Regions from separate parts of the Mus musculus genome. Here all the other regions are linked to region 1. Evidence: chromatin loops called from intact Hi-C (ENCODE). Cell type or tissue: left cerebral cortex. All regions are shown on one strand. Links, peaks and the distances in the headings refer to the core of each region. The heading gives the core; the rest is flanking DNA.

Region 1 (7,583 bases), core at 900-5,899:
AAACACGATGACCAAGGTAACTTATGGAGGAAAGTTTTTATTTGGGCTTATGGTTCCAAATGGATAGAGTCCATGATGCATAGAGCAGAGGCATCAGAAACAGTGACTGGAGCAGAAGTATGGAAGGCCATACTTCCTAAACCCATAAAACTAGTACTATGTACTGGGGATCAAGCATTCTGATATCGGAGCTGAAGGGACACACTATCATTCAAGCCACCACAAGATTGGAGTGTAGTCAAGGAAAGACTAGATACATGGTAGGCACTAAGCTTTGGGTTTGCTTCAATGAATATTAATTTATTCTCAACTATAACAGCTCTCTGTGCCTTACACACACACACACACACACACACACACACACACACCCCACACCACACTATTAATTCAGACACAAAACCCCAAACTGAGCTTTTCATTTTTTGAAAGCGTGTCTTCTAACCTCAGACAGACTAAATGAATGGTCCATCTGGTTAAATAAAAAAATTCTATTTAACACACTAGCAATTTTATGATTTATAAAATACCTGATAAAAACACAATTGCATTTTAAATGCCTGGACTGAAATCCATCTACTCTAAGAAGGTTAACAGGAACATTAAAAGTCCCAACTGCCTCGAGCCATCTGCCTCACCAGGAAGGACACATCACATGGGTTTCAGAAAAAATACTTTGCACAGTCACTATAAGGTATTACAAGGTAACAAATATAAAATTGCAGAAAGCCAACCAGGAATGATTGAGATTTCTTTGAGAAATTCTATGTAAATGCAGAAAAGCAGGGAAGCAATTGAGGCCAAACTCTAATATCATTCAGATATAATTAGGTAAAAGCCCCTGGGAATAGATATCCTTAAAATAATACAAAGATACAAAGTGCCTTATGCCTATGATATTTTATTCTCAGACTCATTCTTGGAAAGAAAATGAATCATATAATTTCCTCCTTGCATATTTTTGTTTAATTAAAAAGCAACTCATTTGATCGAATTTTAATTTTAAGGTCCATTTTATAGCTGCCAGTTTTAAAGATAAGCAGAAAACTGGATTCGATAAGATAAAACAGCAATAGCTGTCCAGCTAAGTGTCCTCAGTATTACCAGCATTTCATCAAGGTCAACATTATTTCAAGTCCCAGCTTTGTCATTTCCTCCAACTCCCAACAGCTCCAGAACTGTTCTGAAAAGAAAACAAATGCAGACTGCACTTTTCAGAAACATATTTGAAATGGTGTCTTTCAGCCAAACCAGTCTCTGCTGGGTCAAGGTTCCATATACACTTCACTTTGAGAAATGGACAACTTTAATCAGTGTCCACTGGAAACACACCACCTGCCAAGAACCCATAGTGGGACAGCCAGGCAAGAAGAGTGACAGAGAGGAGAGAATTGGGATCAGGAAATAGATTAAAATATAAATTTTCTCAAGCACTCGGATGCAACCACTGCCAGACCACAAACGTTATGTATAAACCAAAAGCTTTGTCCTCCCCAGTCACTCCTTACAGGGTGAAAATGTTCACAACTGTGGCTAAGCACAACAGGATCCTAGAAACTTGGTGAGTAGTCCAAATATTCCCGTGTTCCACAAATTCTGAGCCAAACTCATTCCCCACCAGGATCACGTATCCATACCCAGTAATTTGTGGACCAGGTCAGAGTCAAGTTGGGAAGAAACAATATGCTTACATCTGTCAGGAGCAAAGAATCCAAGGAGGGCAAATGATGAAGAAAAATATTTCAACAAAGAAAGACCTACCCAGGAATCTCACTTTCTGCAGCACATTACTTACATGCTTGAAGAGAGCAACTAATTTTCTTTTGCCAAAGTACTGTTCAACAGTAATGCTATTTCCACTTAACTGATACAAATGTGGCACAGAAAGGTAACATAAATTCATTAAGATTTCATCTCCATCTGAAGACTTCTAAGGAGGGTTTACTGTGATCATGGAACTAAGAACATAGTATTATCCTAACTAATCCCTACAAGAAGAGCAGGGCTGGTAGTCCATTGACACACTGAATTTCACAGTAGAAATTAGAGTGCAGAGAAGGAAAAATCACTTAATAAGGCCATTATAGATAAATGGCTAAGGATATACAGGATCTTTTTCAAATTCACATGCATCACCATGGAAACCATCACTACAGACTATAGACATGACAATTAGACACATTCCATGCCATACATAATCACACACACACACACACACACACATACACACACACACAACTTTTGGACCATATGCACATTGTGTCTAAATGCACCTACACACATACATGTAACCACACAATGTAACCACACAAATTATAAATGTGGCACACAGGCATACCATCAAACACACATGTACACACACACACACACACACATGCACGCATGCACGCACACGCACACCTACCTACCTGTTTGGTAGAAATTCTTGAGTTATCAACTGAGGAACAATTCTCTAATTTGATAAAGGATCTTGGTTCTAAAGCCAAAATCATTGGAGAAAACAACAGTAAAATGTCAATGTGCATCTTTCTAGACCAGAAGAACAGCCTGGCTGCACAGATGAGCCATGTGGTATTCACCTAGGTTTGAGAAAATTATCTAAATCTGGGTTGTATATATGATCAATCAATTTAGAATCTTTATGTAGAAGAATGGGGGGTCCTGGACCCCAGTATTCTCCCATATCAGAAAACTGGGATGTGGGGTCATTTAGTGTTAGCAATGCTTTTTTCTGCCCTTCCAGGATGCTTGAACACAAGCAACACACAAAAACCCACAGTGTGGAGAAGGCAAGAGGCTCTACTTTCACGTCTAGTCCCTCAAGCCCCTCTGCAGCCCTTCAGCAACAGGACAGGTGCACCAAGCAACACTAGGGGGCAGCCTTTCAGTTCAGCTAAAACTACAAAGCTGACAATGCTAAGCCAAAGCAGAAAGCCCTGGCTCCAGCAGGTCCCATGGCAACCTGGAAGCACCTTCTTGACTGTGTTATCTTGGTAAAAGATAATGGATGCTTGACAGTTACATAGCCTGACTAGGAGAAAGTAAAGCAAGAACCCAACAGACTCAGCTTCCCTTTTGTTCACAGGGCACCTTATAGCATCTTCTTAACATGCCCTTGCTACACAGGCCTCACTAGACTACAACAACACTTACCTTACTGCCACAGGACCTTTGTCCGTCACTCTTCCCCCTTCTTCCTGAAATATGCTCATCCTGTAGTGCCACGTATGGGATTCTTTCTTAATCCTCAAGCATAAGCTAAAAACCCACTTCAGTGAGCCTTCTTCCTGTCCCTAGTGACTTGCTGGAACTGCCCTGCTTGGTTTTCCTCAAAGCATTCATTACTGGTTGTGGCCATTGTCGTTATCACAACTTGAAATTGTCATTCTAGAAAACACACAGTGAAAACTGTCCTCTTACTCACATCTTCTCACCTACATTAGTTCCACAGGAGCAGGAACTCTGTTCATGTTCATCTTTCTCTCCCTAGCAACAGCACCTAACTTTCAGTCAGAGCTTGACAAATATCTGACAAAATGATAAGTCAAATGCATAATCAATGAGCAGGTCATTCATTTAGGTTGCAGGGAATCTAAAATAGGAGATCCAGACCCCTATGATATTTTGTGAAAGGGGTTGCCTAATGCCAAAGTTAAGTCTCACCTTCCCTTACTGGTCAGGTCACCAGTACCACAGCCAAATTCAGCCTATGTCAGGCAATGCCTGTGTTCTTAACTACTATGTGGCTATAGTAGGTGGGTGCCCTTCATAAGTACAATCAAAGTCACTATGTAAAACTAGAACAAAAACTATATGGTTTTCCCCTGGTGTTTTTTCTGTGAACTGTGGCATATAGAAGAAAGAAAGAAGGTGGAGTAGGTACCCTGGGACAACTGACCAAATGGAGCAAGCATCTATTGTATGTTGTGAAATTCAAGTTCTAAGACCACAGCATAGCCCTAAGTGCTACAATACAAAGAAATGTGGTATCATAGGGATCTAGCATATGCATCCCTGTGTGTGTGTGCATGTGTATGTTCAGGAAGAAGTGTGCATACATGGGAAGTCAGAGGCCAGCCTGTCATTCCTTGGGTACTGTCGACCTTGTTTTCTGAACCAGGACCTCTGTTGGCCTTATAGCTCACCAAGTAAGCTGGGATGCTTGTCCAGCAAGACCCAGGGGACTGGCTTGTCTCTGCCTTACCAGGACTGTGAAAGAAAGCATGACACCACGATTTGGTATTATCCATAGATCTGGGGGATAAAATTCAGGTCTTCATCCTTGTAAGCACTTTACTAACTGAGCCATCTTTACAGGTGCATATGTACAATTGTTTTAAAAAGAAAATTCACTACTTTAACTCAGAAGTTGCTGGGTCTTCTATTTTGGTAATATGTCATCAGAAATAAAACGCCTCAAAGGAAATTCAAACTGGTCCCCAACCCAACTTACTGACTCCATACAGATGAATCCACATGATAACGTGCAGAGGGATATTCCCTGTAATTAACTGTCAGTGGGAGAAAGTTGACTAATAGTCCATAGAGAGAAGCTGAGCCACACTGTCCATTAGCTGCCCAAGGACCAGTTGAGGGAAGGCTCATAAACCAGCTAACCTCTTAGGGTTTGCCATAAAAGTCACCAGCTGATCCTTTCCTTCCATGAATCTATAACCCAAAGAACAGACATAATGCCTGCCAAATCCTTCCTCCTCTCAATCCACTAAATTCTATTATTCTACATGAAATTCCAGACTCTTTCCCCACCTCTGTCTACCTAAGTTCTGGGGAGCTCAGAAGCCTCTTCAAAACAAGACACCCTTTTGTCCATATGTATAACTCCAACAATTACTTCCAATAGCCTTGTACCAGTTTCCTTTCTATAGCTGTCATAAAAATATCTGACCAAAAGCAACTTAGAGGGATGGATTTACTTAGCCTACACTTTCAGGTCACAGCCTATCACTGAGGGCAACTCAGGGCAAGATCTGGATTAGAATATTGAATAACCAAATTATGGAAGAACTCTGCTGTCTTACGTGTAGGGTCATGTTTTGTTAGCTTTTCTATACAGCTCAGGAACACTTGCACAGAGGATGGTGCTGACTGAAGTTGCCTGGGCCTTTCTGTACCAATTAAAAGTCAAAACAGTCCCCCACAGACATGCCTACAGGTCAGTCTGATCTGGGGGATCCCTCAATTGAGACTCCCTTCTCAAATGGCTCGAGGCTGTGTTGGGTTAACAATTAATGCTAACTACAATACACTGATTCTACAACTGGTTTTAGTATTTGGCTAAAGCTATCCTGATTTTCCCACAAGTGTTTTGAGTGTGTATGTCTATTTACAATAATCGATCCATTGACTTTATGACAAAGACAGGGTCAACTTCTGTATGTCTCAGTGTCATCTACACTCAAGGTTCCTGTCAAATTGTATCAAGAATGTTAACATGGGCAGTCAGAGGAGGCACAAGAGAGAGAAATGCTTGCCAGTGGGGCCTTAGCTTGAAGATAGTTATTTGCACAGTTTAACTCTCCTGTAGGTTATGGCTGGTAATGACAAACTAATCCAAAGACATTCCTTTTCAAAAATATTGGAGGAAATTGAAGAATATCGTAACACACAGGCATTTGCTACTAAATGTGAAGACCTTGAGAAAGCCTCAGCTTGTATCTTACAGCAGAGGTAAGACAGTCTTAAATGACCCTTGCACCATCATCCCTAGCTGAGAATCTCCTTCATTACCTTTCAAGGAGAGTTTTGTCATGAAATACTCCACAAAAACTGATGTAAGGAGTGCCACATACTACATCCCCTGCAGAGTGACTCAAAATAATCCTTACTAAAGGCACTGAGAAAACTTTAGTAAATCTAACTGCTGTTACCTCAGCATCTCCCATATCCATAGGCACCAAAGCCATTTTTCCAACAAGGGCTGTTACAACTTCGCAAAAAAATGTTTCCATGGAGTGTTGTTTTAGTTAATGCATTCAGTGTTATTTCTGGAAGCCCATGCCACCACCTGCCTCACTGCCATGAAGGTGGGGAGATGCACTTCTGGATACTTAGAGTGAGCCATGTTTTGCTGCTATTGTTGTTCTCTAATCTTCAGCACCGATGATCCTCCACTGACCACTGACGTACACACATTCTATTTTTTGCATCCATTCCTCTCCTGCCGGATCCAGAGCTTTGTCCCTTTGCAGGTTCCCTGCTGGCTGGCTCTCAATTCAGAGGCAGGAGGTGAGAAAAGCAATGCTGCCTCTTCCACTGGCAACAGCTTTAGAACAGCTCTGACCAGCTGTCGCAGCATACAGCCCCATATCTCTGTCTTCTGTGTGCCCTGCAACCCCTCTTTTCATCCTTCAGCCCTGAGAGTGATGATGGTTTCCTAACTCTGATTCTCCTGATTCATATCCTTCTAACTCCAAAACGTAGGCTCACCACAAATCCATTTGGAGATAAATTCTTGTTTTCCGTTCTAACTTTGGTTGATGGAGCAGGGAAGGAAACCATTAATTATTAATGTCTTCTGGGTTCGAGGAATTATACAAGATAATTGCATTCATGTGTCATATAATTTGATTCTTGTGACAACCTTTGATGATCAGTATTCTTGTCCTCATGAATGAGCTAAGAAGCTCAACACAGAGTCTCTTAGCTTATCTTGCCCAAGAGAAATAGATACAGAACCAGAGGACATTCTGGAATGCTACTTTCTGTAAACCTCTTTCTAAGACCCTGAACTAAACCTTGTTGGCAGAGTAGAGAAGAGACAGAAAAGGACTAGAGACAAAATAGAGTCAGCACCCCCTCCACAACTGTGATAAATAAAATTCACCCTTCCCCCCGTCCCAAGTTCAAATAGAATCATGAGGCTGCACGATGATGGGGCTCCTGATCCTGACTTTGCTCCAAGGAATGTACTATCTAAGACAAGGTCCTCCAATAAGGGAGGGGTCTTTTCCTAGATTTATGTTATTCAACACAACTAATACATGAGTCCCAAACCCAGCTTTGCATTGTATCTTTCTATAGTTGAATAAATAAGAAATAGTTTGGCACCATTAGTCTTTGCATTCTTTGTGGCTTAGGTGGCTCAGGCTCCTAAACCCCAAACAAGAGTGTTATCGCCCCCAGTTCTGCATCTGACTTGATTAAAGACTGCACAGCCAGACCTTATTTCTCAGCTGCTTAGATGTTCTCTTTCCATACCAGTTCTATTTCAAATAACCACACTCAAAGTTATCATTTGCTGATCCATTCATTTGTGTCAGTCACCTGACTGGTTTCCATGTCTCTGAGCTGGGGTTCTATAATTGATTGTCTGGATTCACAGCCAACTCATTCACTTATTAGTTGGACAAGTAGCTCAACTTTTCAAAGACTCGTTTCTTCCATTTTAAAAATGAAGGCAATAATAATGTCTGCTGATATAAAATACTGTTCTGTACTCAGCACATAAAATGATAATAGTGTTATTAATAAACATATATAGCTACATAACACTTGCTATGTGCCTGGCTCTGTTCCAAGTGCTTTGTAGGTCCTATCTCCATTATTTAACAGTCCTTTAAGGTAGA
Region 2 (7,583 bases), core at 881-5,880, 230 kb after region 1:
GTTCTAGCTAGATGTGACCTTTTGTCTGAATTCTTTCTTTGCTCAGGTTCTTCCCATCCCCCTGCCCAATGCACTCACAGTCTAATGGGTCCTACTGGGAATACATCCTGAACAGGTCATTCCTTAGTGCAGAGTCAGCTTCTAGGGTTATACAAATTAGGACAATTAATGTGTTTCACTATTCTATTAGAGCTGTTTTCAAAATGCAAACTACTAAAGAACTTTGGGTGGTCAAATTCTAGATGATTTCCAGTTACTTCCTTGTATTTTCCTTCTAAACCTAAAATTTTACAGCCTGGGTGTGTGTGTGTGTGTGTGTGTGTGTGTGTGTGTGTGTGTGTGTGTGTATGTTGTTGCTAAATAATACTTTGATTGTCACTTCTTAAAAGTGATCATTCATGATGTTTTCTTCCTATAAAAGGAGTTTGCTCTAGCTACTGATTATATCATCTAACAGTTTTTTAAAAATATTTTCCCATTATATTTATTTACTTGAGAACATGCATGTGACACAGCACCCGTGTAGAGGTCAGCGGATAATGTGCCAAAGTCAGTTCTCTCCTTCCACCATGTGTGTGATGGGAACTGAACTCAGGTTGCCAAGCTTGGTAGCAGGTTCTTTTACCTGCTGAGCCATCTAAATGAGTTGGAATTCTAATCAATCCTTAATATGTTTAATAAATAAGACCCAATTCCAAAGTTTAAATTGAGACAAACCTACTGGTATATTTTTAAAATAACCTGAACTGCCTTTATTGTTGGATAAGTGCATCTACATCCATTAGCCCAGGGAGAAACGTTTTTCAACTCTATTTTGAAAATTATCGCCAGTAAAACGTAATCTGTCATTACTTTTAAATCTTCCTGATTGTTGTATGTTGTGACCTCTGCACTGAGTTCTGTGTTAGTAGAAAAACACAATTATTCCACTTTTCCTATTTTAGAGTAACTCGCCTGCTCAGTGCTCAAATGTAAACATTCCAACTTCTATACAAATCACCTCACCAGGCTCTGACTTGAATTCCTAACAATACATAAATATCTGCAAGTTGAAAACTGCCACTGTGCTGAAGAAATGTTCCAGAAAAGTCGATAATTGGGCAAATGGAAGCAAGACTGTTAGAAGACTTCCTCAACTTGGTTTAAAAATAATGGGTTGGGAGCTTGCTATGAGATCATGTCTCCTAGTAATGTCAGAAGCTGCACCCACAAGGTCTCATCAGTGTGGCTGCCTAAATAGGAGCTTAATAAGAACAACACCAATAAACATGCTAAAGTGGACAGAGAAACTCCTACAATGCCTTGATTCTACATGAAGACTCACACAACTAAGGAGTGCTGAAAGCAGAAGAAATAGTCTCCCCCACAGAAGAGTATAGCAATTGTTTATCCAATGCCAAATGGTCAGCCCTGAAAACACAAATACAAGTAACATTATATGGGCTGAGTGGGCTATATTAAGGAACATATATGTATATTCATATATACATGCAATAACAATTGATTAAATTGAGAATGTGGATTTGAAAGAGATCAAGGAGGGGTATATTGGGGCAATATGGAGGGGGGAGAGGAAAGAAATCTTTCAATTATAGTCTTAAATTTTTGAAAACTAAATAAAAAAGAAAAAGAAAAGAAAGAAATGGCCTAATAAATAATATAGTGGAGTGAAGAGACAGCTGAGTTGTTGCAAGCTTAAGATGTTCTTGCAGGGACCAGAGTTTGGTTGCCAGAATCCACACCATATGGTTCACAACTTCCTCTAACTTCAGCTCCAGCTCCAGGAGATTAAACACCCCTGGCCTCTGAGTGTACCTGTCCCTCACAGGCACATATATGCAGAGACACATAAAGCAAAAAATTAAGGCGAAAGATGTCTCCAATTCAATCCCATAAGACAGAAATGGGTAGAGATCCAGGTTGCCTTTCATTGTCAGGGGATCCTCACCTGAACCAAAGAACACAATCATTATTTGAGCAAGGATATACTCTATTCTCTCAGGAGAGTATGTGTATCACTTTGGATGACTTGGGGAGAAATTGATTTATTACATACCATAGAAGCCATACAATGTTGGAGCTCAAACACTAAGAAAGGCAAGGTAGGGCAGACCAGTCCCGTCCATACCCACTAGCCTCTGTTCTTATTGAACATACTCATTAAATTGGCCTCCACATTATTCTATGGTCTTATACAGAACTTCCCTTTGTTGATTAAGCAGTGAGTCCTAGCCTGACTGACTATGTATCCTCAGTTACACTGAAAGGTAGTCAATGCTGATGGTCACTTTGACAAGACCTAGACTGTTTTCTCTCAAGTGAATCTAGAGCCACTTAAGAGTAAAAACTCCATTAGTGCCTAGGATTATATAGATTAAATGGATTGTGTGAAGACCTAACCTAACTTAAGGTAGCACCATTCCATGAGTGATTGAATTAGGGAAAAGTGACCCAGGCCAGCATTCACCTCTCTCTGCCTCCTGACTATAGGCAAAGTGTGCCTCCAGTTCTAGCTGCCATGACTTCCCACCATGATAAGTCTAGAGGGAATACTAAAAATCAAGCAGGAAGAATAGAGCTGGAGGATGAGGAGGAAGAGGTAGGCCACAGAAAGACATGGCCATTGCACTCATCAACTCAGTGCAGCTGCGGCTACGGGAAGAAGACCTGTATTTGACTAGACCCATCAACACTTCATCTGGGACAGGGAAGGGAGCCACGAGGCCCTGCTGCTGGGGGTGGAGTTGGAGGAGGCATGTTATTTTCTTCAATGCTATACCCACCCATATGTTAACCTTCAGTCCTTAAATAACTCCCCACCCACACTCATGCAAGCAACACTAATTCAACTCTGTGGTTCCTACACACACTGAAAAGAAATGAAAGTAGGAGGCAAAAGTTTTCCAAAAGAAGAATGGTATCAACAGGACAGGGTGGGGATAACAGGGAGTGACAATGGATAAAACTCATGGTATAGATGTGTGAAACTTAAAGGATAAAAAAATTAAAATATTTTAAATCTATGAACAAAGTAAACCCTTCTCCCTTAGATGACTTCCCTCACCAGAGTATTTTATCATAACAAAAAAGGAAATGAACATAGTACCTCTCTAAAATTCAAAACCAAGAACTATTACAAATAATTCAAAGCCAGAGGAATGAGCACAGAAAAGCTAAGAATGTGTGTTACCCAGCCATACACAGAGTCTGACTCCAGCTAGCTCCCTTGCCCTTCTGAATCCTGACTGCCACATCTGTGTAGTACATACCTTGTAGGGTTATTATGATACTTAAATGTGATATGTTTTATCTAGCTTAGATAATACTCAAAAAATAGTAAGTACATAAAGAATGTTAAATGATATTGTAAATGACTCATTTCTCTGTGGACAGGGTAACTCATAAATATTTACAGAAAGCCAAGAAATAACTCACTTTTCAAAACAGGGTGAAATCATTCCTATGAATACACACACATGCACACACACACATATATACGCATGCATGCATGCACATATAGCTTATGCAAAGAGGTCGCTGGACCAATTTTCTTCTAACTCATCAATCCTCAACATAGTAATAACGAACCAAAGAATACAGAGTGTCTGTTTCATGTCTGCCCATTTCATGCTCCGATCATCTCTGATGACAAGGATGTAGTCACAAAGAAGACTTTGGAGAGAGTCACCCAAGGCCTCTGCTCAAAATGCAAAAAGGAATAGGTTTAATTAGTGTCAGTCCTGTGGCTTATGCTGTGATCACAGAGAGTGGGCAGAATTGATTTTAATCACCCCACCTTTCCCTGGGGTAGGAGAGGAAACCAAAGGCAGAATCTAAATTCATTGTCCTCCCCAGAATGGAACCTATTTACAGAGACCATGACATCTTTAATTGTACTCAAGGAAGGTAGACAAGGCCATGTGAGGCAAAAACAATTCATGTTCACTGCAGATTTAGTGCCAAGCACCACATTTTCTCCTCTGTGTATTAACATCCCCCATTGTGACATGCCTGTCTTAGGATGGAGACCATGCCAGCTCCCAGGCCTGGGAGCTTCTTAGTTGATAAAGAGACAAAAAGTCCTCACTGCCATCTCATCTACACCATTGATCCTGGCAAAAGATCCACAGCCAGCATCTATTGGTACAGAGATACCAGCCCCAGTGTCATTCAGTTGCTGCCTAAAGTCCTAGCCAAAAGCAATATGAAGGAGGAAAGAGCTTACTTTATTTATTTGGTTCACAGTTCCAGGTTATCGGCCATCATTGCAGAAAGGTCAAGGCAGGAACTTAAAATACCACATCCACAGTCAAGAGCAGAGAGAGAGACAAGCATACCCCATGCCACCTGCCTGCTGGCTTCTGTGCTCAGCTAGCCTTACGAGCTCTTACAGGTCAGGGCCTAACACATGAAATGGTGCTGCCCACAATGGGCTGGGGTAATTAACAAAACATTTCCTCATCAAGATAATTTATCAACTGAGGCTTTATCTAAGTGACTCTAGGTTATACACTTTGATGTTTACAACTAACAATCACAGTACCCCCACCTGTGTTAATCACCAAACTGACTGAACCAACCATTTCTGCCAGGCATGATGCCAGACAGGGAGGGATAATGAGGAACACAAAGATGAGTTCAAGGGGGTCAACCATTAGAAGATGTTTCTAGTAAGAGAAAGATCCAGGAGAAAGCCTTTTTCCCTAGGCCCCATAAAAGAAGAGATTTCGGCTCTTCTTTCATTGGGATCTCTTTGAATGCCCAGTAAATCTCTAAATACTTTGTTCTGTTCAATGTTTAAAATAGCATTCTTCCTTTTCTCTTGGGATGTGAGGAAAAGAAAAGAACATAAGTAAAAAGCATTTTAAAAGATGTCTACAAAGCAGTTCACTCAGCATCTCTGGCTATACCTCACAAAACCAGCCTTGGTCTGTGGCCACATAGCAATACATTTTTCTCTTCTTCCTTTCCCTCCACATCCCTTCCTGTCTGTCCCTTCCTCCCACTGTCCAAGATCCAACTCCTCATCACTAACAAAGAATATATAAGTAAAGTATTAACTCAAAAGTCCTGTGCCTCAAGTTTTGTTCTCCAGGACCCTAAGTCACATGGGTAAGTAGTACTTTTCCTTTGCTGTCTTCTCTGTTAATGCTGGCGAGGAGAAGGCTGTCTGGTCAGGCAGCCCAGCTGAAGGCTGGAACAACTTTTGCACTGACATTCATCTGCATTCCTCTAGGATGCAGTGAGCACGGTAAGAAGAGGGAAAATGGAAAGACAGAGGTACTTTAACTTAATCTTCTGCTTCCACTGTCTCCCAGTTGTCTCTTAGTAAGAACCAACAAAGGGAATCTGAACTTCACCGAAGTCTATGTTACTACAGACTTTTGATCTGTTGACACGATGCCACTCTGTCAAAGGAGACAAACTTACTCTCATACTTTCCAGAGATCAAAAGTAAGGTCACTGGGTAGAGGTTATAAAAAGGTGGATTTTCACCAAATCAAAGGAATTTGCTACTTACTAATGGTTTCTAGTCAGGGAATGAGCTACTTGTGTTAATAAATGCCAGTCAAGGTATAGGCAATTGGACATGGGTATTTTCACAGAAAACTGTATCAGAGTCTCTACTGTGATAGTTGGTCTCTAAGGACACATGCTCCTGGGAATCCATGCCTTCTCTCCATCCTCCTTAATAATAAATCTGAAGCAGTCAAATACAAATAATAGAATTAAGAGGGAATGATGCTACACAGCTTTGGAGACTAGGTCATAGGAAACATTGGATCTTTCACATTGGTCTTTTGGGTAGATTTGTTCTGAGGAAAAGTACTCTCCACATAAGAAATGTCTCAGACCATTATTCCATAAGGAAGTATGTACATAGCCATGCATGAGGAAGGGGAGAGTCTGTTTCAATTGTCTTAGAGATGCATAAAGAAGTCATCTTGGGCGTCCAACATCCTGACTTGTGCAGTCAACATAGGATTCTACCTCCAACAGTCAAAACATTGCGACCACATTGAGACTCCAAGTAAGAACTGTACATCTGATGGCATGAAACATATACAACTACAAGAGATCATTCTTTGACCACTTGTGGAGCTTGGCCCAGTCAAGATGGTATCACCTACTCCCTTGCCTACCACCAACACATCACGTTTCCTCAGGGCCACCTGTCAACATCCCCATTTACAGCAACTCCTGTCTCATTTTCCTTTCCACATCCTTCCCATACTGACTGCTTCTCAAGGCATGTTACACACTTGAATGCAAGCTAGTCACACATTGGTGTCTAGATCCTCCTTGACTCCAGCCCATTAACTCTGCCCCTCAGGGACCCACTTAGGCCAACATGCCCCACAGAGGAACACCACAAGTCTATCTTCTCTGTTCTGTGGAAATGACAGGGACCATGGATAAACTTACTCGACATTCCCGGCAGGTCTTGGTTAAAATCCGCTGGCCCTCAGCAAGAACTTTTCCTCCATAGATACATTTTGCTGCAAGAAAACAAAAATACAGTTCATGCCTAGTCATGCTATGCTACCAAACGTCCTCAGAGTCTCCTTCCCAAGCTAACAGATCCCACAGATTCGCTGAGTCTAAGTGATATAAACTTCATCCAATGTAAGGCATGGAAAGAGGAGCATGCAAAGCCCCTGAAGCCCTCAGCCAGACCTTTTGAGTTCACCTCACCTTCATAGCAAAGCAAAATAAGTGGGGGAAAAAAGCCAAAGGGTAAATTTTGGGTTGAACGTTTTGTAGGTGGGCTGGTGTCCCTATCACTCCATTGGAGTTCCTGGATGGCTACAGGAGGTAGCCTCTTCAGGTTCCATATCCCCAGTGCTGTGAGTCAAAGCTAAGGTCATTGATTCCGGGGTGCCTACCTTATCCCAGGTCTCTGTCTCATCCTGGAGATGGCCCCTACCTCCTCACCCCATGAGATGCAGATTTCTATTCATTCTCATGGACATCTGGCCATCCCTTCTGTCCCTCCCCACACCTGATTATGAACACCCTCCCATTCCCCTCCCCATCTCCTCTCCTACCCAATCCCCCCCCTCCATCTGACACTCAGGAATATTTTATTCCCCCTTCTAAGTGAGATTCAAGCATCTTCATTTGTGCCTTCCTTCTTGTTTAACTTCTTTGAGTCTGTGGAGTGTAGCATGGCTAACCCGTATTTTAGGGCTAGTATTCACCCTTAAGTGAATACATAGTGTGCATGTCCTTTGGGTACTGGGTTATTTCCCTCTCAAGAAACGTAGGGACAGGAAATGGAACAGAGACAGAGGAAATGGTCAACCAATAACTGGTCCAACTTGAAACCCATCCCATGGACAAGCACCAATCCCTGACACTGTCAATGATACTCTTATTATACTTGCAGACAGGAGTCTAACATGGCTGTGCTCTGAGAGACTGCCCCCAGCAACTGACTCAGACCAATGCAGATACCCACAGCCAAACGGTGGATGGATGTTGTTGCCTGTGCCTGGGACATGTTCTAGCTGGGCTGCCTTGTCTGGCCTCAGTGGGAGACGATCCACTTAGCCTCACAGAGAGTTGATTTGCCAGGGTAG
Region 3 (7,583 bases), core at 881-5,880, 510 kb after region 1:
GCTGATAGAATAACACATTGCACATGGGATAGGGAATCAGGAAACCCATTAATAAGGAGCCATCTCCGTGACCCCTCCTGATCCTTGCATCATGTGAGATGCTGGCTCCATCAAACATGTTTTATTCCCAAGCTTCTGTCTCCTGGCCATGCAGCCAGCTCCTGCCATTTCCTAGGAAACTCTATTAAAGTTCTCTACTTTTGACATAACAGCTCTACAAATGGCTAAAAGTGGGCATTAGAATTAAGCAGAGTAAAAAGCTCCCGGGGAGATGATATTTTCAGAGCCTGGGAAGCAGCCGTGAACATGACAGAGGCACTTGAGGTCTGATCTGGTACTCAGAACTCACTTTAGCTGGGATACCTGCTGTTGTCCATGCCACTGCTGGCTGATCCTCAGCCTTGGCCAAGAAGAGATCCAGCCCAAAGCCCTTCAGTTTGCCTTTGACGTTCCAAGCACAGAGTCCTGGCCTGACTCACTTCAGATCTAATCCTTCTCATGGATGCAGAGCAAAGTGACACTGGAAAGACTCTACAACCTCCTCTAATAACAGGAGTGTATGGCCACTTGACCTCTTCTTAATACCTTGAAAAGTGGTGTTCTTGAAGAATAGACTTTATGCTTCTACCAGTTGGCACATGCTTGATAGGGTTGGGGTGGGGGATGCTCAGGCTGAACTGCCTGGAAATTGCTTCAAACAGAAAAATCCCTCCTTCCCAGCAGGGTGCAGCAGGAGACACTGAGTGGGTACCTTCGGGTGTTGATATTTTGGGTATACCCTTTATCCTCTACCCTGGTGACAACCTCCCTCCCCCCCAAAAAACTGGAAAGCAAGGAAGGCTTAAGCACTGAGCACATACTACTGGCATTTCCAAGACACAGGAGAAAACTGGTGGATGAAGGATGCTTTCATAGATACTACTCTGCCCATCCATCTACCCCAATGTACCTGAAAATCCCAGAATGGAAGACAACAGGCACCTCCACCCCCACCCCTAACCCCACCCCCACTCTGTGCTCCAGAGGTGCTCTGGGCCAGAGTGATATGAGCAGCTTCCTCATAACACCTGCCTTTTGAAGCTACCCCTGCACTGCAGTCTTGCTTTAATTAAAATGTGCCTGATAGCATCTATTCATTTCCATTAAAAGCTGGTGATATCTGAGTAGCTAAGTGGGCCACATGTTTACTTCATCTAGGACTGGTAATGTCCCAGACAACAATTGTCTCACTTGACAAATAAACTCTCTAAGCAGCTGTTTGGATCCTGATACAGTAATCTCCAGCCGGCCTCCTTCTAAACCCAAAGATGGATGTAAGGGATGGAGATGGGGCTTCCTGGGCAAAACCAAAGGGGCTGCTTCCAGAAACCGAACACAATGCTCTCTCCAGCTACAAGAAACTGCAAACCCACAAGGCATAATTTCTTCCATTTCTTTAATTCTTCCAACAATTTATGTATGAAAAATATGCAGCCTCAGGCAATCAAGTAATTGCTACCAGGAAGCACAAGGATTGGCCTTGTACCAAGCTTAGGGACAGGTTGGGGAGCTACATCTTAGATCCATTCTGTCTTTGTCCAGGGTTTTTTGGGGGGCCTGACTACATTCCACTTTATTCCTCCAGAGCCATCAAGGCACAACTCACACAACTCACTGCCTGGGCAAAGCCTTACAGGTAGGTGATCATCCTCTCTACCATGTAACCAGAACTTCACTCCCATGACCCCAATTTCTCACAGCCCACCTCTCCCCCACATCACACAGTGTAACAAGAATGCTTTCTGGTTTCTACCAAGATTCTCAGCAAAGCTCTAAGTTCTCCAGTCAGCTCTGTCTCTCTCTCTGTGTCTCTGTCTCTCTCTCTGTGTCTCTGTCTCTCTCTGTGTGTGTCTCTGTCTCTGTCTCTCTCTCCCGTGCTCGCTCTCTCTCTCTCTCTCTCTGTCTGTCTGTCTCTGTCTGTCTCTCTCTCTCTCTCCTGTGCGCTCTCTCTCTCTGTGTGTGTGTGTGTGTGTGTGTGTGTGTGTGTGTGTGTGTCTCTGTCTGTCTGTCTCTCTCTCCCGTGCGCTCTCTCTCTCTCTCTCTCTCTCTCTCTCTCTCTCTCTCTCTGTGTGTGTGTGTGTGTGTGTGTGTGTGTGTGTGTGGCACCTAATAAGCCACCCACTGTTCAAGATGTAAAAGGGAGCTAGGATTGTAGGGAGGGGGGAAGACCTCACGTCAGAAACTGAAGTATAGTGGAAACTCAGCCTGAAGCTCATGAGCAGTTTTTGGCAACTCTTCAAAAGAGTAATGAAAACAAAGGATGTAAGCACTTGGGTCCTAATCTGGAATGATATGGAATGGTCATCAGGCTGCTCCTTCGCCATCTGTCTTCTCCCTATCTTCCCTTTCCCTGTAGGATGTCCCCAGCAACACTCTCCTCCTCCCCACCGGTAGCCCAGCACTAGTAGGCCATGTCCTCATCTTCCTGGAACTAGTTCTAATTGCAAGGAGCAACTGTAGTAAGCGCCACTTAGCCTTGGGTCTATTGGCTGCGAAGGGAGTTCCGGAAAGACACTCAGGTTCTTTTGTCCCTAGAGAAAGGTTTCCCCGTCTCACTGGGATTAGGCAAAGGAAAACCTTAGTCCACTTCGGTCCTGGGAAGTAAGGGAGGGGAGGCTAGAAGCTCACAGACCCCTAACTGCCTGCCAAAGTGGGGAGTCTGGGGCATAAGGGATGGGAACTTTTTAAGTCGACTAAAGAAGGGGTGTGTTCCTCAGTCCTCTAAACGTAAACCAGCTGTCTGGCTTGGGAAGGAGACTGAACCTCTAGAGTGGGGAATGAAGGTACTGGAGGGCCGCCGACATGGGGACAGGGAATGCCTATGCGTCCATTCTAGGGATCCGAAGTCTGTGGGCAATGAATCTGATGTCTGGCTACCAAGAACTATCTCTTCCCCTGTCTGCCTTGTTGATCTGCTTCCTACCCTTCCTAACCCCGCCCCTGCCTCCTGACAACTACTGCAAGCTTGGTGAAGTAGGCTACATTCTTGAACCCCAGGGACCCGGAGTCAGGGAACCCCGTGGAAGAGGAAAGAGTGGAGTGCGCCTCAGGGTCATCACAACCGCACCTCCAGCAGGCAGATTCTATAGGGACTTGGTCATCAGGCCAGTTTCCTTGGCCCCGGGTCCCACCCCACAATCTTGGATGACAGCAGGAGGAACACGGTTTAGAGGTTGAGAAAATCTTCTGTCGTCTCCACTGGTCCAATTTACCTCCTAATAATTGTTCGCTTAGTTGTTTGGGCAGGGAGCTGACAGGAGACCACTCCTGGAGTTCCCTCTGGGAGCCATGTGGGAACCACGGAAGAGCTCGCGGGTCCCCCCTTTCCTCGCAGCCCTCTCCCGTGCGCCGTCTGGCTCCCCCGGCTCTGGCCGCGCCTGCCTGCCGCACGCGCTCCCTCTGCGGGTGGAACTCCCGCGGCTCGGGGACACCCTTGGCCACCGCACCCTGCAAGTTCAAGGATGTAGGATCTCTGGCCACGCTGCAGCGGGTTCTGACTCCTTAGAACCGGGAAGCTGCTTGCTAGCCACACAAGGCTGCGACCACCCGGCCGCACCCCGCATACTGAATGCCCGCTGCTGCGTCCCCGGGGAAGAGAACACTCGCCCGGGCATCTTTTCTAGCGCTTTTACCCCGAGCTGTGCTGGGCAATCAGAACCCAAGCACTCTGCTGCCCTTCTCTAGCCCGTCAGAGATAGGTTCCGAGTCTCTCCTAGACAGAGTAATCCCGGGTTACAGCAGTCGGGAGCAGCACTATCATCACCACCACCTTCCCCCAAATCCCGCTTAATGCCCAGCCTTGCTTACCTGTCCTGGCGGTGCACACACAGAACCACAAAACTAAAATCACATCCATCGGCATCGCTCCGGAGGCCCCCCGCCAAGCAGGGCGCACCAACGCCAGCAAGAAACCAATGCTTCAGAAAGCCGCGGCTCTGTGGGCTCGAAGCGGCCAAACTTACTAGCGGGCGGCAGGGGAGGTGGCTCGGCGGCGCCCGGGAAAGCAACCCCGACTGCCCCGCCCCCAGCCCACCCTCCACCGCGGGTGGCGGTGGCACGGGGCTGGGGCCCTAAACCCTGCTGCAGCTGCGCTCCCCCTGAGCTAGGGCGGGAGCGCGGGGCTCCGCCACTCCCGCAGGTTGCCCTGGGAGTCTGTGCGGATTCCGCTCGCCTCCTGGACTCCGGAGATGCAAGGATCCCGGCTACCCGCGCCTCACGGCTTCACGCCCCCGCCTCTGCCACTGCGCCGCGCTGCGGGCTGCCCAAGTTGCAACAGTTCATCCAGGCCGGGTCCGAAGCCGCCCAGCCTGCGTGCGTGGGTTTTGTTCCCTAGGGGAACCAGACCTAGGCGGTGTCGAGAAGTGCTCCCAGCACCTCCTTGGGAAATAACTACTACCGATTCGCTCCAGCAAGTGGGTGGGGAGGAGCAGGTGGGGGCGGAGGAGGGGGCAGGGGACGGATGATGCCTGAGTCCCCAACCGCCACCTGTACTTGCTGTCTAGTCCCAGCCAAAGGCTCTTGTGACTGGATACTAGCTTTTAAGAGTGCTGGTTGAGGGTGTTGAGGTGGGAGTCCCTGAGCTTAGAGCAATCTATGGCTCGAATTTAAGAAGTGTTTGCTAGCTTCGTTCTACAGGCCAAATGCTGCCACATAGGGGAAGTTCTAAACCTTCTAAACCTTTTTTTTTTTTTTTTTTTTTTTTTTTTGGCTGTTGTGTGACTTTCTGGATGGTTTTCTCCAAAACCCGCTGTTTAGGTCTCGGTCTCTCTCTCTCTCTCTCTCTCTCTCTCTCTCTCTCTCTCTCTCTCTCTCTCTCTCCTTTCTTTGGAAACCCCTACTGGAACACCATTCTGTAGAGAGAAAAGCTGGGCTTTGCTGGCGACCAGTGGACAAGCAGAGGAGTCTCTCCTGTCTAGTGTACCCTCTGCTACTGGGGCCGCCCCGCTAGGGTCCCTGTACTGTGTGCTTCAGTCTATCTAGAGATGATGCAGTCACAGAACCTGAAAGGTCAGTACCTCCAGCTTACATGTTCATGCCATGTGACTCGAAGCCTCCCGCACCCCAGCTTGTCCTGTGGCTCCATCTATGGCTCCAGCTTCCCCCAACATCCAATACTACTCTGAGATACTTAAACTCATAACAACCTCCCAGATCCCAGAGGGGGGGGGGGGGAAAGAGTTCAACAAAAGAGCTCTGCTTTCTTTCCAGGGTTTCTCTCTGGCATTTGCCCATCCTCTGTGCTCCCAGGGCCTTTACTTCACATACCTTTGACCCCAGGAGTCCAGTGGGGGGTCACCAATTTAGTTGCACAGTTTATGAAGAGGAAAGGTCTTAACCTACATGGTCCTCTGACCTTGATCCTATTTTTCAGGACATTCTGTATACACCCCCTTGCCCATTTGCTCCCCGTTCGTACCTTCCCCGGCAGGTGAAGAAAGAAATCATGAAAGATAAATCAGCCTGAGAAGTACCCACTGCAATGCAGCTGAACTGGGCCATTACAGAGTGGATGTCAAGGCTTAACTCTCCAGCTTTTAAGAGTGTGTGTGTGTGTGTGTGTGTGTGTGTGTGTGTGTGCCCCTGGAAGATAGAAGACAATGTTGGATGCACTGCTGCTGAAATTACAATCTATTGTGACATGTGTCCTGGATCCTTGTGTCAACTGAACTTTATTTCAGCTCCCAAATATTTTCTTTGTTATGTATCTGGAGCTAGCCTTGAACCTTGAACCTCCTGTCCCTTCATCTCCTAAATGCTAGGGTTATATGTCTGGGCCACCTAGTTTATGTAGTGCTGGGGATGGGACCTGCTTCCTTGTGCATCCTGGGCAAGCAGTCTACCAACTAATCTGTCTCCATAGCCCTTTACTCTCCAAAATTCTCAAAATTCAACTTGGCCCCAGAGCAGACCCTTCCTCCTGTGTCTTCATTACAGAGTCGAGGCTTTCTCTTCCTCCTGGAGCATGCTGCACGTGATGCCAACATTAAAATCACACACACACACACACACACACACACACACACACACACCCCTTGCAGAAAACTAGATTTCCCATGTTTCACTGGGCCTCCTAAGTAAGGACTCCGGATGCCAAGCTATATATTGTGAGAACCATGTCCCACCCTCAACTCTCCCTCAGTATAAATGCACTTCTATGGCCTTTAGGGGCTCTGAAGTGCTTTTCCTAGTCCCCTTTTCTTGATCTCAGAAATCCCAGAAGCCCTAAGAGGCACAGTGGTCCCAGCAGGGGACTTGTATCTTTTGAACCCTAATCGTCAAGACTGTGTAGCTGGTCCTGTGGGATGAGGGTTTCAGCGTGTTCCATTTAAAAAATTAAGTGAGACATATGTTCTGTCGTAGCTCTGCAGCTTCGCAGCCATTAGCAGTAACAAGAGTTAATCTCAACAAGCTCATAAATCTTCCCTAGATAACTAAGGACCTCAGTCCACTCAGGTAAGTACACGCTTTCCTGAGTGGGGACGTGGGGAAGGGGCGGGCGGTAGACCTGTTGGTCCAGCAGAGAATAGGCCCAGTGGATTTCTGTTGGCATATAGTCCATTTCTGTGACGTCTCCAGAAAAAAAACAAATGCATAGAAACAGGAAGCTGATGAGTGGCTGCCTCTGGATGAGGAGTGAGTAGGAGGAGGATCTGGAGAATGATGGCTAAAGAACGTAGGGTTTACTTTAGGGGAACCATAAAATCATGATGGTAAAAAGTTGATGGGTATATGGCTCTCAGAGATATCACTATATATATAAAACATTGAATTGTGTACTTTGGTAAATCATGGAGTACGTGAATTATATATTTTGGAAAATTCCTTAGTGATGGCTGTAATGATGACCAAGTAAGGATTTTTGGTTTCTGGTTGCCCAAACTTGTTTCCTGACAACTTCTAAGAGAACGCACTGGCCTTCACCACATGGCCCAATCAAATAACCCACAACTACCCTATGCCTACAGGTAAATCATAAAACCCTGCCAGAATCTGTGAGGAAAGGTGGTTTTCTCAGCAGCCCCGGGGCTCCCAACCCTCCAACTCATTCCTATCTCTTTCTGGGTGTCCTCACTGCCTCCATGCTTGCCCTTACAAGTCAGTCATACCATAAAGGTCACAGTCTACTTCATAAACTATAAAGAAATTCTATTGGTATTGTGAAGATACCACATGCTTTGGTTGCAGGGCACGAAGAAATCAAGCTGGAGGCAGGTTTTTGTCCTGCCTGCAGGTTAAGATTTCATCGTGCTAGGATGTACCCTGTGTACTTGGCTTTGAACATGAGTCTTGGATCCCTGCTGAAAAGTCAGCTCCCTGGGCAGAGGCTGCCTAGAGCAGAATCCCTCTTGTCAACCCCCAGGGCTCTCAGCTTCATTTTCTTCCCATGTGTCTGATTACCGTAAGTAATATTATTTACACATTTACTTGTGTGTTCACTATCTCCCCAACCATAATACCAGTGCCCCATGAGTAGGAGGTTTGTCTCTCTCGTTCATCTCAATTTCGTTTCACCAGAGTAGTGCCTGGAACATTTAGAGGTTTGA

Evidence for each region. A loop is a pair of places that touch in the nucleus more often than their neighbours do. Peaks named below come from ENCODE experiments on the same cell type or tissue, not always from the same donor. Only the 100,000 strongest peaks of a DNase experiment are listed, where the experiment ranks them.
Region 2: it touches region 1 in a loop (2.2-fold over the local background); 2 of 42 quality-filtered maps call a loop at or near these places.
Region 3: it touches region 1 in a loop (4-fold over the local background); 3 of 42 quality-filtered maps call a loop at or near these places.

What each region holds. Positions count from the first base shown.
Region 1 is chr7:50,480,808-50,488,390 of GRCm38, reverse strand. The region is part of intron 13 of Nell1 (NEL-like 1); the gene reads right to left. Among named protein-coding and RNA genes, the nearest start is that of Nell1os, 91 kb to the left of the region's middle. In left cerebral cortex, for the core only: a CTCF peak has its summit at 2,879 (motif pointing right); a DNase peak (open chromatin) is centred at 2,886.
Region 2 is chr7:50,248,558-50,256,140 of GRCm38, reverse strand. Nell1 (NEL-like 1) reads right to left here. Exons shown (of 20, transcript NM_001037906.2): 10 at 6,427-6,500. Among named protein-coding and RNA genes, the nearest start is that of Nell1, 280 kb to the right of the region's middle. In left cerebral cortex, for the core only: no CTCF peak of the experiment used is centred there; a DNase peak (open chromatin) is centred at 2,789.
Region 3 is chr7:49,971,707-49,979,289 of GRCm38, reverse strand. Nell1 (NEL-like 1) reads right to left here and starts at 3,940. Exons shown (of 20, transcript NM_001037906.2): 1 at 3,847-3,940. The coding sequence starts at 3,901. In left cerebral cortex, for the core only: CTCF peaks have their summits at 3,450 and 4,650; DNase peaks (open chromatin) are centred at 3,541, 4,341, 4,582, 5,031 and 2 more places; H3K4me3 peaks cover 2,409 bases; H3K27ac peaks cover 1,344 bases.